Regions from separate parts of the Homo sapiens genome. Here region 1 is linked to region 2. The links are chromatin loops, found by intact Hi-C in ENCODE. Cell type or tissue: endothelial cell of umbilical vein. All regions are shown on one strand.

Evidence for each region. Hi-C counts contacts between places; a loop is a spot of excess contacts. Peaks named below come from ENCODE experiments on the same cell type or tissue, not always from the same donor. Only the 100,000 strongest peaks of a DNase experiment are listed, where the experiment ranks them.
Region 1: a loop joins it to region 2, with 8 times the contacts of the local background. A loop is called at or near these places in 36 of 110 quality-filtered maps.

The regions. Positions count from the first base shown.
Region 1 is chr10:99,961,348-99,969,347 of GRCh38, reverse strand. It overlaps DNMBP (dynamin binding protein), which reads left to right. Exons shown (of 17, transcript NM_015221.4): 3 at 111-233. Among named protein-coding and RNA genes, the nearest start is that of DNMBP-AS1, 38 kb to the right of the region's middle. In endothelial cell of umbilical vein, no CTCF peak of the experiment used is centred here; DNase peaks (open chromatin) are centred at 2,827, 3,427, 4,337 and 5,377; H3K27ac peaks cover 6,359 bases.
Region 2 is chr10:100,043,105-100,051,104 of GRCh38, reverse strand. CPN1 (carboxypeptidase N subunit 1) reads left to right here. Exons shown (of 9, transcript NM_001308.3): 8 at 2,229-2,347. Among named protein-coding and RNA genes, the nearest start is that of CPN1, 35 kb to the left of the region's middle. RefSeq lists an enhancer at 5,923-6,749. In endothelial cell of umbilical vein, a CTCF peak has its summit at 4,879 (motif pointing right); DNase peaks (open chromatin) are centred at 4,904, 6,444 and 7,144; H3K27ac peaks cover 849 bases.

The DNA.
Region 1 (8,000 bases), 82 kb after region 2:
TTTCAAGTTACGGTCTATACATGGACTCAGAAGAAAAGTTTTTGTCCTTGTACACAGACGGGAAAAGAAATCTCAGTATTAAAATTTAATATGTTTGCTTTTATTTTCAGGACAATTCCCCAGCAGTTTTGTGGAAATTGTGACCATTCCCAGTCTAAAAGAGGGAGAGAGGCTGTTTGTGTGCATTTGTGAATTCACATCCCAAGAGTTGGATAATCTTCCCCTCCATCGAGGTAAGCTGCTCATCAAATAGTAGACTATTTGAAATTAGATTTTTGGAGTCTGCCCGTTTCGACAACCAGATCCTTTTTGAATTTGTGAAGTGGCTTAACCTCTAGAGAGTCCTCGGCAATACCAAATAGCGTGGACGTAATGATGCCTTATAGTTTAGTACCATTTTAAAATTTCCAAGGTATTTTCTCACAAATATATTCTCATTTGATCCTCAGCACAGACCTGGGAGGTAGGAAAGTGGGGATTATTAACTGTATTTTATAAATAATGAGAGCAAAATTCAAAGACTGTTGGCCGAAGGTGGGAAGTCTTGGCCTCAGAATATGAACTGATCATATTCTAAGTCCAGTGTTATCTTTCCAATGCCCCCATGCTATAGCCACACTTCAGGCTCATGCTCTCTCTCTCTTTTTTTTTTTTTTTTTGAGACAGTAGTCTCACTCTGTTGCCCAGGCTGGAGTTCAGTGGTGCGATCTCAGCTCACTGCAACCTCTGCCTCCCAGGCTCAAGCAGTCCTCCCACCTCAGCTTCATGAGTAGCTGGGACCGCAGGCACGTGCTACCACGCTGGGCTAATTTTTAGTATTTTTGGTAGAGATGGGGTTTTGCCATATTGCCCAGGCTGGTCTCGAACTCCTAGGCTCAAACAATCTGCCTGCCTCGGCCTCCCAAAGTGCTGGGATTACAGGCATGAGTCACTGCGCCTGACCAACTTCAGGCTTTATTTCTCTTTTTTTCTTTTAAAAACTGATACGGGGCGTGGGCGGAGGGAGAAAAAAATAACTGGGTACGGCTTTGCTAACAATATTACCATTTATTAATGTATAATAGTAGAGCAGGAATTTTGATGTGGAAATTAAGAGATAGGTGCAAAACATCCGCATTTTACTACTGTCTTATCAGAGCCAGTTTAAAAGGAAGTGATTTAAAACAGATAGTCATACTTAGCCAGGCATGGTGGTATGCACCTATAGTCCTAACAACTCAGGAGGCTGCAGCAAGAGGATCGCTTGAGTTGGAAGCGTCAGTGAGCTATGATCACATCACTGCACTCCAGCCTGGGTGACAGAGCGAGACCCTGTCTCAAATAAATAATACATAAATATATAAATATAAATTAAAACAGGTAGTCATAGCTATCTCTCAGTGATTTTCCAAGTATTTCTCCCTTCTTGCACTCTGATTAGATGAACAAACTATAAACCATTTCAACAAGTATCCTTAAGTCCATTCTGCATAAACAGAGAAACCAGTAGTGTCTAAAAGACAGAAGCTTCTGATCAATCCAATTTTGTGATGACTCAGTCATCAAAACAGTAGAACTTATTAGGTGTGTTATTAATATCATTACTTGCTCTTTGGCATATGGCACAAAAGGGACAGGCTTCATTTCTTAAATCATGTACACACATACCCACACACACACACACACACACACACACACACCCAGAAAAACCTATCAAACTTCTCTAACCCTTAGTGATAAGAATGGAATAATGGATTTTGACCTTAATCCTCAAAATCTATTTTGAGAATTTCTTTATTTTTAGATTTTGTTTTATTTTGTTTATTTATTTATTTGTTTGTTTTTTGAGACGGAGTCTCATTCTGTCGAGGCTGGAGTGCAGTGGCATGATCTCGGCTCACTGCAACCTCCGCCTCCCAGGTTCAAGCGATTCTCCTTCCTCAGCCTCCTGAGTAGCTGGGACTACAGGCACCTGCCACCACACCCAGCTAATTTTTGTATTTTTAGTAGAGATGGGGTTTCACCATCTTGGTCAGGCTGGTCTTGAACTCCTGATCTTGTGATCTGCCCACCTTGGCCTCCCAAAGTGCTGCGATTATTTATTTTTTATTATACAAATTTTATTTTATTTTTTAAGACACAGGGTCTCACGTTGTTGCCCAGGCTGGTCTGAAACTCCTAGCCTCAAGTGATGCTACCACCTCAGTCTCCCGAGTAGCTGGGATTACAGACCTTACTTAACTTTAAGAAGTATCATTAGGATTGATAAGAGGCTGGGTATAGTGGCTCATGCCTGTAATCCTAGCATTTTGGGAGGCCAAAGGCAAGAGTATCCCTTGAGCCCAAGAGTTTGAGATCAGCCTGGGCAACATGGCAGGACGCTGTCTCTACAAAAAAAAAAAAAAAAATTAAATTAGCCAGGCATGGTGGTGCATACCAGTGGTATATGCCTGTGGTCCCAGCTACTCAGGAAACTGAGGCAGGAGCCTGAGCCCAGGAGGTTGAGGCTGCAGTGAGCTGTGTTTACGCCACTACACTCCAGCTTGGGCAACAGAACAAGACCTTGTTTCAAAAAAAAAACAAAACGTATTAACGAGAGAAAACGCCACCACGCTCTGTTGTTTTGAGAGTTTCTTACACTTCACTTTATACTCAGTCTCTACTTCAGCTCTATGCTTTCTTGTTAATCAGTGTTGGGAAGGTAGACAGAAATAGATTAAGAGATTATAGCAGGGACCTTATCTGTCCTTACTCATAGCTCTCCCAGTGGAGTCTGTAGTCCATATCTGATGGAATGGAGAAAGGACAAGAGTACAGTGGCTTCCGCTGAGCTGTTCAGAGGATGTGGGTAGCATGAACTTTTCTTAGGAAGCATGCCATCCGAGAGATTCTCAGAAAGAATCTGGCATCGTGAGTCACCTGTCTGAAGACTGACTCAAGGTCAGGCCAGGACCTGGAATCTAGATTTTATCTTGACTACCTTTTAACCAGTTAAGCCTAATAAGCTTAAAGATGTAAGTGGAATCCAAAGGAAGAGGATGTGGGCAGGGGGATACACTGGGAAAGAGAGACTAGAATGAGATGTACTAATTATCCATGGTTTTATCTTGTTCTCCTCTCTGTGATAATCTACTGCCAGTAAACACACTGACCAGTCAGCTTTCCTTCTATGCCTTTCACGTTTTTTTTTTAGCTCTGTCTTTTAATTTGGAAACACAAGGCTTGGAGGATGGAGAAGTTAGTTATACCTATGCAATTTGCCTTTTTCTGGGAAACTTAGCTTGTGCACAAATGATTTTAATTTCTCTTTTTGTATACGTGACAAGTCACATCAACAGGTATTTACTGGTGGGAAACAAAATCACTAAAAAATGAAAGTATTGTTTTATGCCAGATATGCAAGTTTATCAGACTTGCATCTAGGTTTCCTGTTTTTTAAGTCTAGTGCTTGGGATGGCGCTTCAACTTCCTAGACTGAAAATCACTTTTTCCATTAGATCAGTGTGTCTGTAAATGAAATGTTGATGATGGAATAGGTCAGGAGGGGATTTGGAAACCTTAAGAGTATGTGGGGCCAGGCATGGTAGCTCAAGCCTGTAATCCCAGCACTTTGGGAGGCCTAGGCGGGTGGATCACCTGAGGTAAGGAGTTCGAGACCAGCCTGGCCAACATGGTGAAACCCCATCTTTACTAAAAATACAAAATTAGCTGGGCATGATGGTGCATACCTGTAATTGCAGCTACTTGGGAGGCTGAGGCAGGAGAATTGCTTGAACCCGGGAGGTGGAGGTTGCAGAGAGCCAAGATTGCGCCACTGCAGTCCAGCCTGGGCAACAAGAGCGAAACTCCATCTCAAAAAAAAAAAAAAAAAAGTATGTGAGATAATGTTTGAGATCTGTTGTGTTTTACCACGTGCCTTTTTAGTTCACTGTTACTTACTTACCTTTAAGAAGTATCATTAGGATTAATAAGAGAAAAAATATATGTGTAATTTATAGATGTCTATATGTATTTAGAGCAGGCAGTATAGCTTAGGGGATAAGAATTCTGACAGGCCTAAGTTTAAATCCAAGTCCACCACTTAATAGCTGTGACCTTGGACTAGTTACTTAAGTCTCTCAGCCTCAGTTTTCTTATCTACAAAATGAGGATAATAATATAATACCTACCTCAGGGTGATTGTGAGGATTAGATGAGGTTGTACATGGAAAGCATGTGGTAGTAGGTAAGCGCTCAGTAAATGCTAGCTATTCTTATTAGTCTTAACCTGGGCGCCTGGGCTTCATTGATGTGCTTTGGGTATCTTGTTTCTGGGATAAGTCTGTGAAGTTTTGTGTGTCTGTTCTCAGAGAGATTCTATGTGAAATCAGAACCACTGATCTTTGTTCCAGCAGATGTCACCCTTCTTCCTTTTCCTGAAGCTATGTAATTGTTTTGGACTATTCCTACTGTTTTGAGTTAAAATATATATATATATATATATTTTTTTTTTTTCCTTGGGCTGGAGTCTCACACTGTCGCCCAGGCGGGAGTGCAGTGGCGCAATTTCTGCTCACTGCCACTTCCGCCTCGTTGGTTCAAGTGATATTCATGCCTTAGCCTCCCGAATAGCTGGGATTACAGGTGTGTGCCACCACACCCAACTAATTTTTGTATTTTTAGTAGAGACAGGGTTTCACCATTTTGGCCAAGCTGGTCTCGAACTCCTGACTTCAAGCAATCCGCCTGCCTCGACCTGCCAAAGTGCTGGGATTACAGGCATGAGCCACCACGCCTGGCCTCGAGTTATATTTAAACTGAGAAACAAGTCTGTCTCTTAGAAGAAGAATCAAAACAGGTGGCCAGTGCCCCTGACTATCCTAAAAAAAAAACAAAAACAGGAGAAAAGAAAGGTGGGGGGTGGAGGGGAGTAAAGAACAAAGCCAAAATAAGAGATTAGTGCAAGGAGGCTGGGCGCAGTGGCTCACGCCTGTAATCCCAGCACTTTGGGAGGCTGAGGCGGGTGGATCACGAGGTCAGGAGTTTGAGATCAACCTGGCCAAGATGGTGAAACCCCATCACTACCAGCATGGTGGCAGGCACCTGTAATCCCAGCTCCTCGGGAGGCTGAGGCAGGAGAAATTGCTCGAACCCGGAAAGCAGAGGTTGCAGCGAGCCGAGATCGCACCACTGCACTGCAGCCTGGGCGACAGAGCAAGTCTCTGTCTCCAAAAAAAAAAAAAAAAAAAAAAAAGAGAGAGAATAGGACAAGGAAAAGACAGAGAGGAGAGAAACAAGTTAGTGCATATTATGACAAGTGATAAAATATCACTAATAATTGCCTCACGTAAGACAGAATCCTCATCCCTTGCCTATAACCTGCCCCCTCAAACAACAGGCCAATAAAAAATAAATTGACCAGTGGTATTCATCAGTCAAAGCACATGTGTTATAAATTTGTGATGCCATGAATGTGAACTCTCAGGAAAGAAGTTCTGACATGGCTCGTATGGAAACCTGAATAAAATACTCTACGTGGTCAGGCTGCATAAAGCACATAGTTCCCCTGGCATTTAGAGACAGCCCAAAAGGAGTCCGTGAGGAACCCAGGACTGCAGTCAGACTGCTCATATCCGATTCTAAGAAGACCTGCACTCCTTTTTACCATTTTATTCCTAATGCATTTCCTGTTCAAATAAAAAATCCAACCAGAGGAAACAAGCAGTGTGGCTGGGATTAATTGTGCATGAGTCAAAGGCTCAGGCTGACCCTAAGGGTCACCACACTTCCTATTTTTCTGTTCTCAAAATCTGGTCTTGCTCGTGCAGGAGTTCCTCATATTGGCATTTCAGAAGTCTGGGAATGACCACTAGTTATTCTGGAGATACCAATCTAATGGAAAAAGTGATCCGTTCCTAAGGAATCACCTAGGACCCCAGGGGAATAGCTTGTATGACTCTTTCTGATGAAAAACAGAGACTTACGGTTCAGTAACAGGGCTATAAAACAGGGGCATTGAGGCAGAATATGGTGACCCACACCTTTAATCTCAGCAGTTTAGGAGGCCTAGGTGGGAGGATCACTTGAGCCCAGGAGTTTGAGGCCAGCTTGGGCAACAAATGAGACCCCATCTCCACAATAACAAAAAAAAAAATTAGCTGGGCACAGTGGCACACACCTGTAGTCCCAGCTACTCAGGAGGCTGAGGCAGGAGGATTGCTTGAGCCTGGGAGGTCAAGGCTACAATGAGCAGTGATTGAGCCACTGCCCTCCAGCCTGGGTAACAGACTGAGACCCTGTCTCAAAAAATAATAATAATCAAATGAATTTTAAAATAAAAAGGGTATTGAACTAAATAATCTCTAAAGTACTTTCCAGGTTCTAAATTGTGTATGTTTTTCAAGATTCACCTTTACTGTGTAGAAATAACCAATAAAATAGCAGTCCATCAGGTAATAAAGCTTATCAAAACAGTTATCCTGTTGAAAATAGATAGGAAAACAAGCCTTATTATATGGGTTCAGGGGGATCTGACAAAACAAGGAAAATAGCATAATTCTACAGCTTTAAGAAAGCCAGTTGATTTCAAAGCCAGCAGAGTGGGAGTTATGGCACGCTTTTATTCTTCCCCTTCACCAAGAGGCCCATTGTGTCTGAACAGCAGTCAGTCACCAGTGCATTCCCTCTGTGTTCTCGATGGATGGCCTTAGGGCCAGAGGGGGAAAAATTACTTGTGGTTTTTTGTTTGTTTTTTTTTTTGAGACGGAGTCTCGCTCTATCGCCCAGGCTGGAGTGCAGTGGCACAATCTCGGCTCACTGCAAGCTCCGCCTCCCAGGTTCACACCGTTCTCCTGCCTCAGCCTCCCTGGTAGCTGGGACTACAGGCGCCCGCCACCACACCCGGCTAACGTTTTGTAATTTTAGTAGAGACAGGGTTTCACCGTGTTAGCCAGGATGGTCTCAATCTCCTGACCTCGTGATCCCCCTGCCTCGGCGTCCCAAAGTGCTGGGATTACAGGCGTGAGCCACTGCGCCCAGCCTTGTGATTTTTTAGGACCCCAACTTCTGACCAAGGGATAGGGAATCATAAGTTAAAGGAATGTAGAAATACAGGACCAAGACCCTATTTTTGGGGAACACTGAAACCAAATAATATCAAATTTGTGAAAATATTTTGGGCAACTCTCTCTAAGTGTAAAATCTTATGTTAGGTGCTGTATAGTATATAAAAATACAAGTGTCAGAATTCATGATATAGACAATAATTTCTTTTCTAGGCTATAGACAGCCAAGATGAATGTGAGCTTCTAAGGTTTTTTAGAGAAGCAAGCCTAGGTTTCAGATGGAGAGACAGTGTAACTGGAGTAAGGCTTTGGGGTTAATAATGATGCGGCTTCATAACAATAAAAACCTCCTTGTGTGGAATAGGGTCTCATATCATAGGTGAGATAATATTGGATAGTTGGAGAAGGGGAAAGTTGTGACTGGATAATCATGAATGTAAGTTTGCTTTGGGGTGAAAGCATAAGTCTTTTGGTAGCTCAGTAAACCTCTACAGAGAGTGTCCAGAGCAAATTTATTTTTTATATATTTTGGGTAATAAGAATAGGATTACTGAGGAAGAAGCCATTAGCAGTAGGCTCCTTGTGCTTCATGGTAAAAGTTTGGCCCGGGGAGGGAGATGGTAAAACTGGTGCATTTGTAATCTTGATTTGTCATGAATCAATTGGTAGACTTGAAGAAATAATGCGTGGGGACAAGATTTCAAAGGGTGAGATGGTGGGAATTGGACCAGGGTCGTAGCATAGAGCAATTAGTAGAAGGAAGAGGCCGGGCACAGTGGCTCATACCTGAAATCCCAGCACTGTGGGAGACTCAGGCGGGTGGATCACTTGAGTCCAGGAGTTCGAGACCAGCCTGGGCAACATAGTGAGACCCTGTCAAAATAAAAATTAGGTATGGTGGCGCATGCCTGTAGTCTCAGCTACTTAGGAGGCTGAGGTGGGACAATCAGTTGAGCCCGGGTGGTCAAGGCTGCAGTA
Region 2 (8,000 bases):
TAGAAAAACAGGCTTCTTTTGAATTTTATTTTTCCCTTGCCATACTTTTGAAGATGATAAAAGAAATTTTTTTGTTTTTTGAGGCAGAGTCTCGCTCTGTCGCCCAGGCTGGAGTGCAGTGGTATGAGCCACTGCAACCAGCCCAATAGAAGAAATATTAAAAATAAGATTCTCACTGGGCACAATGGCATATGCCTGTAATCCCAGCACTTTGGGAGGCTGAGCTGGGAGAATTGCTTGAGGTCAAGAGTTCAAGACCATGCTGGTCAACATAGCAAGACCTCCATCTCTACAAAAAATAAAAATAATAAAATTTACCAGTCACAGTGGTGTGTGTCTATAGTCCCAGCTATTCAAAAGGCTGAGGCAGGAAAATTGCTTGAGTCTGGGAGTTCAAGGTTGCAGTGAGCTATGATAGCACCACTGCACTCTAGCCTGGGCAACAGAATGAGACCCTATCTCAAAAAAAGAGATAGGACTCTCAAAATCGTATCTTTACTGGTCATGTAGTCCAGCCTTCCCATTGAATATAAGATTACACCCATATAACACCACCGGCAGCTTTTTGTCCAACCCAGGGCCTCCATGTTCAGTGGTACAGGTTTTGCACTGTACATCTGCGTGGCCTTTCCAGGCTTCTGATCTAGTCTGTGCTTGAGTGCTCACAATTGCATAAAGCAGTCCATTCCTTTTTTTGTAGCTCTGTTTCTCTCAACAGATTTGTTTGTTTGTTTGTTTGTTTGTTCTATTTGAGACAGAATCTTGCTCTGTCACCAAGGCTGGAGTGCAGTGGCGCGATCTCGGCTCACTGCAGCCTCCACCTCTCACGGTCCAGCAATTACCCTGCCTCAGCCTCCCAAGTAGCTGAGACTACAAGCATGTGCCACCACGCCTGGCTAATTTTCGTATTTTTAGTAGAGATGGGGGTTTCACCATGTTGGCCAGGCTGGTCTCAAACTCCTGACCTCAGGTGATCCACCCACCTGGGCCTCCCAAAGTGCTGGGATTACAGGCATGAGCCACCGCACCTGGCCTCAGTAGGTTTTATTTCTGTCTAGCAAAATCTGCCTCCCTGCAACTTAAACCCATACTTCTCATTCTTATTTCTTTAGATAGACATCATTTCTTCACAGTGGCCTTTCAAATATCAAAACTGTGGTCTCATGTAGTTTCTTTATTAGGCAAAACATTCACAGACCTTTCAACCTTTCCTCTCTCCTAGTGATCCTTTACTGGAGGGGAGTTTGTATTAAACTACAGGGTCTAGAATTACATTTAACATGTTCAGTGTAGAGCACAGTAAAATTCCTGCTTCGTAGGAGCTGAGGCCGTACTCCTATTAAGATAGTCCACAAATGATTTAAATCTTTACTAGTTTCATGCTATTAAGAAAAGCCAGGCTGGGGGCAGTGGCTCATGCCTGTAATCGCAGCACTTTGGGAGGCTGAGGCGGAAGGATCACTTGAGCCCAGGAGTTTGAGACCAGCCTGGGCAACATAGTGAGAACCGGACTCTGTTTATTTATTTTGAAAAAGAAAAGACGGCCGGGCTCGGTGGCTCATGCCTGTAATCCCAGCACTTTGGGAGGCCAAGGCTGGCAAATCACCTGAGGCCAGGAGTTTGAGACCAGCCTGGCCAACATGGTGAAACCCCGTCTCTACTAAAAATATAAAAATTAGCTGGGTGTGGTGGTGCACGCCTCTAATCCCAGCTACTTGGGAGGCTGAGGCAGGAGAATTGCTTGAACCCAGGAGGTAGGGGTTGCAGTGAGCTGAGATCATACCACTGCATTCCAGCCTGGGCAACAGAGTGACAGAGTGAGACTCCATCTCAAAAAAAAAAAAAAGCCAACGGGCTCAGCGGCTCACGCCTGTAATCCCAGCACTGGGAGGCTGAGGCGGGCAGATCACCTGAGGTCAGGGGTTCGATATTAGCCTGGCCAACATGATGAAACCCCGTCTCTACTAAAAATACAAAAATTAGCTGAGCATGGTGGCACGCACCTGTAATCCCAGCTACTTGGGAGACTGAGGCAGGAGAATTGCTTGAACCTGAGAGGCAGAGGTTGCAGTGAGCTGAGATCACACCACTTCACTCCAGCCTGGGTGACAGAGCAAGACCCCGTCTCAAAAAAAAAGAAAAGCCAACCTTGTAGTCAGATAAAAACCCTAGCTTATTTGGGACAGATTTTTAATCAGTAGACTGAGTTATATCTTTGTGACTTTCAGGTGACCATGGTGATTACTTCCGGCTGCTGCTTCCAGGTATCTACACTGTTAGTGCCACAGCACCTGGGTATGACCCAGAGACAGTAACTGTGACCGTGGGTCCTGCGGAACCAACGTTGGTGAGTTAGGCTGAGCTTGACGGTGCACTGTAGAGATCACTTATACAGTCTTTTTTTGGAGGACAGTGTCCTGCTCTGTCACCCAGGCTGGAGTGCAGTGGCACCACTGTGGCTCACTGCAGCCTCGATCTCCTGGGCCGAAGCAATCCTGCCGCCTAAGCCTCCCGAGTAGCTGGGAGTGAGTATAAGCACACACCACCATGCCCGCCTAATTTTTCTTTTTTTAGAAAAAGGATTTCGTCATGTTACCCAGGCTGGTCTTGAACTCCTGGGCTCAAGTGATCTGCCTGCCTCAGCCTCCCAAAGTGCTGAGATTACAGGCATGAGCCACCACCCTTGGCCCTTGCAAAATCTTAAGTGATTGCACAGCTCTAATCTTTGCCCAGCTTCTTTCTTTTACTGTTTTTTAAAGAATTAATTGCTCGCACATCCTAATTTTTGTTCTGTCACTCTCCTGTTATATCCTTCCTCACTTCCTTTTGGCTTTTCCTCTTCTGTCTAACATAGCATAGTGATTTAAAGCACTGTCTAGTTCTAAATTCAGCTCATTTGCCCACAGACCTTGGACAAATTACCTAATCTCTCTTATTCTCAGTAAATTGGTAATAATAGTGCCTCCTTCACCAGAGGCTGAAATGAGAACATGCACATAAAGCCTTTAGTATGCAGGGGCCAAATCAACTCTCAAAAGGCAGATTAATTGGAGAAAAGCCATACCAATTTATTTTTATTTTATTTTATTATTATAATTATTATTGTTATTTTGAGAGGGGGTTTCGCTCTTGTTGCCCAGGCTGGAGTGCAATGGCATGATCTCGGCTCACCGCAACACCCGCCTCCCAGGTTTAAGTGATTCTCCTGCCTCAGCCTCTTGAGTAGCTGGGATTACAGGCATGTGCCACCATACCTGGCTAATTTTTGGTGGGTTTTTTTTAGTAGAAATGGGGTTTTTCCATGTTGGTCAGGCTGGTCTCGAACTTCTGACCTCAGGTGATCTGCCCACCTCGGCCTCCCAAAGTGCTGGGATTACAGGCATGAGCCACCATGCCCGGCCTGTTTTTTCTTTTTTTGTTTTGTGTGAGCATACCAATTTATTTAACGTGTATACACAGGAGCCTTCAGAATGAAGGCCCAAAGATACCGGGGAAATTGTCCACTTTTATGTGTAGGTTCAACAAAGTAGGTACAGCTAGGTAATAAATGCAACTGGACAAAAAAAGTATCAGCTAATGCTATGCACTGAGTGAAGAAATCTAGCAAGGCCTATCTTTCCAGATTCTTCTGGGCTCTCTGACCATGAATTTCTTCCTTCTGTGTGTGGGTCAGTACCCTCTCTGGAAAGAGGGACTCATGACCTATAGTCAAACAAGGTAGGGTCTTATGACCTACAGTCAAACAAGGGAGGTCAGATATGTCCTCCTCCTCCTCTCTTTCTTCTCCTCCTCCTTCTCCTTGACCTACAGTCAAACAAGATAGGTCAGATATCTCCTCCTCTTCCTTGTCCTCCTCCTCTTCCTCCTCTTCTTCTTTCATAGAGACAGGGAGTGTCTCTGTCCCTCAGGCTGTGCACTGGCGTGATTATGGCTCACTGCAGCCTCAGACTCAAGAGATCTTCTGCTTCATCTTTCCAAGTAGCTGGGACTACAGGCACATGCCGCCATGTCCAGCTAATTTTTTTTTTTTTTCGACAGAGTCTCGCTCTGCCACCCAGGCTGGAGTGCAGTGGCTCAATCTCGGCTCACTCCAACCACTGTCTTTTGGGTTCAAGCAATTCTCCTGCCTCAGCCTCCCAAGTAGCTGGGATTACAGGCATGTGCCACCATCTTCAGCTATTTTTTGTATTTTTAGTAGAGACAGGGGTTTGCCATGTTGGCCAGGCTGATCTTGAACTCCTGACCTCAGGTGATCTGCCCACCTCGGCCTCCCAAAGTGCTAGGATTACAGACGTGAGCCACCGCACCCGGCCATTTTTATTTTTATTTTTTGAGACTAGAGTCTTGCTCTGTTGCCCTGGCTGGAGTGAATGGCACATTCTCGGCTCACTGCAACCTCCGCCTCCCGGGTTCAAGTGATTCTCCTGCCTCAACCTCCCAAGTAGCTGGGACTACAGGCATGTGCCACCACGCCCAGCTAATTTTTGCATTTTTAGTAGAGACGGGTTTTCACCATGTTGGCCAGGCTGGTCTTGGACTCCTGACCTCAGGTGATCCACCCTCCTCGGCCTCCCAAAGTGCTGAGATTACAGGCGTGAGCCACTGCACCTGGCCTAATTTTTGTTATTTTTTGTAGAGACGGGTTCTCTGTGTAGCCCAGGCTGGAGGGCAGTGGTACAGTCATGGCTCACTGCAGCCTTGAACTCCTGAGTTCAAGAGATCCTCACACCTTGGCCTTCCAAAGCACTGGGATTACAGGCGTGAGCCACTGTGCTCCCTCCGCCTAGACTGTGATCGGCCTAAATCTGATGGTTTCTTTAAGACCAGTTTTTACAGAGAAGGCAGCGGGCTTGCATTCTTCTGTGCCACTGGCAAGGACTGCCACCAGAGGGCGCTCTACCATCCCTTCTGGTGCTCCCTGGGCCCTGATCTTGCTTTCCACTCATGCCGCAAAAAGCCAGCTACTCTTCAAGATTAAACTCTCCAGGGCTTTCTTTTATAGATAGGATGAGAAGCAAAGAACTTCTTTGATTTTACAGCCTGGATCTTTTCAGTTTTGGTTGTATTAAGATCTCAGAGCTAACAGAGCTCAGAGATCGTAGACACTAATCCTCAGATTTCTCAAATGAGGACAAAATAATGAGGCAGTCCTATTTAACAGACATCTACAGATCTCATTTCCTAAAAGTCAGCCTTTCCTAGGGCCGCCTCACTCCTGTACACAACCCTTAGTAGACCCTCCCACCACCTTTCCCTATTAACACAATGCAGTCCAGTCAAGCTTGTCTTTTACTATTTATTGAATAAGTACTATGTATGACATGATATGAGAGCTTTCCAGCATTATCTCATTTAACCTTCACAACAACCCTGTGAGGTAGATGCAAGTATCCCCATTTGTGGCTTAGAGAAGATAAAAGAAACTTGTGTAATATCACATAGCAAGTGGTGGGAGTCAGGATTCGAACCTATATCAGGCTCTCTGGCTCCCTTCTTAGCCAATGTGTTACAGAACTCATACTAAGTGTACAACCTGTGTTTGTAGCTCCTTATTGTAACACAAGGATCAGGAGAAAGAACTATGCTTTAAGTCCTTTGAGAATTTCCAGATAGTTTCTTCCTCCATCCCCTCCCCTAGTCCCATCTCCTAAATAATGTAAATTACTTCTGCTTACAGTTGCAGGAAACAGAGAGTAAATCTTTCATTGCAGCCTATGAGCTGATCTGGGGTCCTCTTTCCCTTTTTTCTTGTTATATCCTAAAATTGAATGACTGTTAAGCAGCTACATATATAAGTTTTGCATTACCAGCAAGTCTGTTCAACGCCAAATTCAAACAACTGCACGTCCTCTTGAGTAACACACTCAATTTCAAAGGATTTTGCCCCCCTTTTCACATATTCTTTAAATAAATTAACATAACCCATCATTATGTCAAATATACTCAGAGGAGAAAAGATGTCTGTCATTTGGATACAATTTCCAGACACAGTAACAACTAAAAACCCATTTATTGATCACAAAGGAGTCTATCTCCCTTCCCAGTCTAAAGCAGATATCCATCTGTCTGGGAAAGAAAAAAGGAAAAAAATATTGCCCAGGTGTGGTGGTTCACACCTGTAATCCCAGCACTTCAGGAGGCTGAGGCAGGCGGATCACTTGAGGTCAGGAATTCGAGACCAGCCTGGCCAACATGGCGAAGCCCTGTCTCTACTCAAAATACAAAAATTAGCCAAGTGTGGTAGCTCATGCCTGTAATCCCAGCTCCTTGGGAGGCTGAGGCAAGAGAATTGCTTGAACCCAGGGGGCGGAGGTTGCAGTGAGCCGAGATTGTGCCGCTGCACTCCAGCCTGGGTGACAGAGCAAGACTCCATCTCAAAAAAAAAAAAAAAGATTGTTTACTACAGAGTTTCCAGCTTTAAAATGTCTCAGCTGGGTGCGGTGACTCATACCTGTAATCTCAGCACTTTGGAAGGCTGAGGCTGGCAGATCACTTGAGCCCAGGGGTTTGAGACCAGCCTGGGCAACATGGCGAAATCATATCTCTACAAAACAGTTCAAAAATTAGCCGGGCATGGTGTCATGCACATGTAGTGCCAGCTACTTGGGAGGCTGAGGTGGGAGGATCACTTGAACCCAGGAGATGGAGCCTGCAGTGAACCGTGATTGCACCACTGCACTCCAGCCTGGATGACAGAGTAAGACCTTATCTCAAAATAAAAATAAAATGAAATAAAATATCTTCCGGGGCCCAGTGTTTTCTTTGCTTTTCCCCAAGGCCTTCCACATGTCACCACTCCTTTCCTTTTCCTCTGTCCTTGCCTCATTTTCTTGTCTCTCTTCTCTCTCATTTTTTTCTGTCTAGATTCCTATGTTACTAAATAGGAATTGGTAAATAATACAGCACAGTTGGCTCTGATTCTCCCCTTCCCTCCTGGAGGAACTAGCAGAAAAACTGGCTATCAATTTTTGCGGAAGGGGCAGGAAATAACCCTACAGAGAGGCCTCTTAGTCAGTGACATGTTTTTTAACTCCCAGCTGGCTTCAGGGGCTCAAGCTGTTCCAAGGGTGGGAAAGCCCAGGCCTGCCCCAGAGGAGTGTGGTTAGGACACTGTGCCACTCCCTCTCCTTCCTCTTCAGCCTGGGATAGTTCTACGGCTCTTCCACACCCAGAATGTCCCACATTTGTCAGTGAAAAGTATCTTTCCATCTGCGTGCTGTGGCCAGAAGAGAGGTTGCAATGTAGTGCTTGAAAGGATGCATTAACACACATGGAAATTTCCAGTTTAAGAATCCAAGCAGGATGTGGTGGCATGTGCCTGTAATCCCAGCTACTCAGGAGGCTGAGAGGCTGAGGCAGGGGGATCTTGAACCCAGGAGTTTGAGTCCAGCCTGGACAACATAACAAGACCCCATCTCTAAAATTAAAAAAAAAAAGAAAAGTAAAATAAATCCCCAAGTCCATACCAACACTCTTTATCATCTCTACTATCTTTGAAGTCAAACAAGTAGGCAGAAGGTTTAGTTCTGAAGCATGGTGACACTTACTGGCATGCCTGAGCATGGCACCTGTGAGTCACCCAGGCAGCATAAAGAAGATTGTTACAGCACCGTCAATCATGGCTCTTGTCCTAAGTGGCAGTATTGGTGAAATCATATTTGATGTGTAGATATATTTTTCTTTCTTTTCTTTACTTTTTTTTTTCTTTTTGAGATGGAATCTCACTCTGTCACCCAGGCTGGAGTGCAGTGGCGTGATCTTGGCTCTCTGTAACCTCTGCCTGCTGAGTTCAAGCAGTTCTCCTGCCTCAGCCTCCCGAGTAGCTGGAACTATAGGCATGTGCCACCAGCCCAGCTAATTTTTGTATTTTCAGTAGAGACGGGGTTTCACCATGTTGGCCAGGCTGGTCTCTAACTCCTGATCTCAAGTGATCTGCCCGCCTCAGCCTCCTAAAGTGCAAGGATTACAGCCACCATGCCCAACCTAATTTTTTTCTTTTT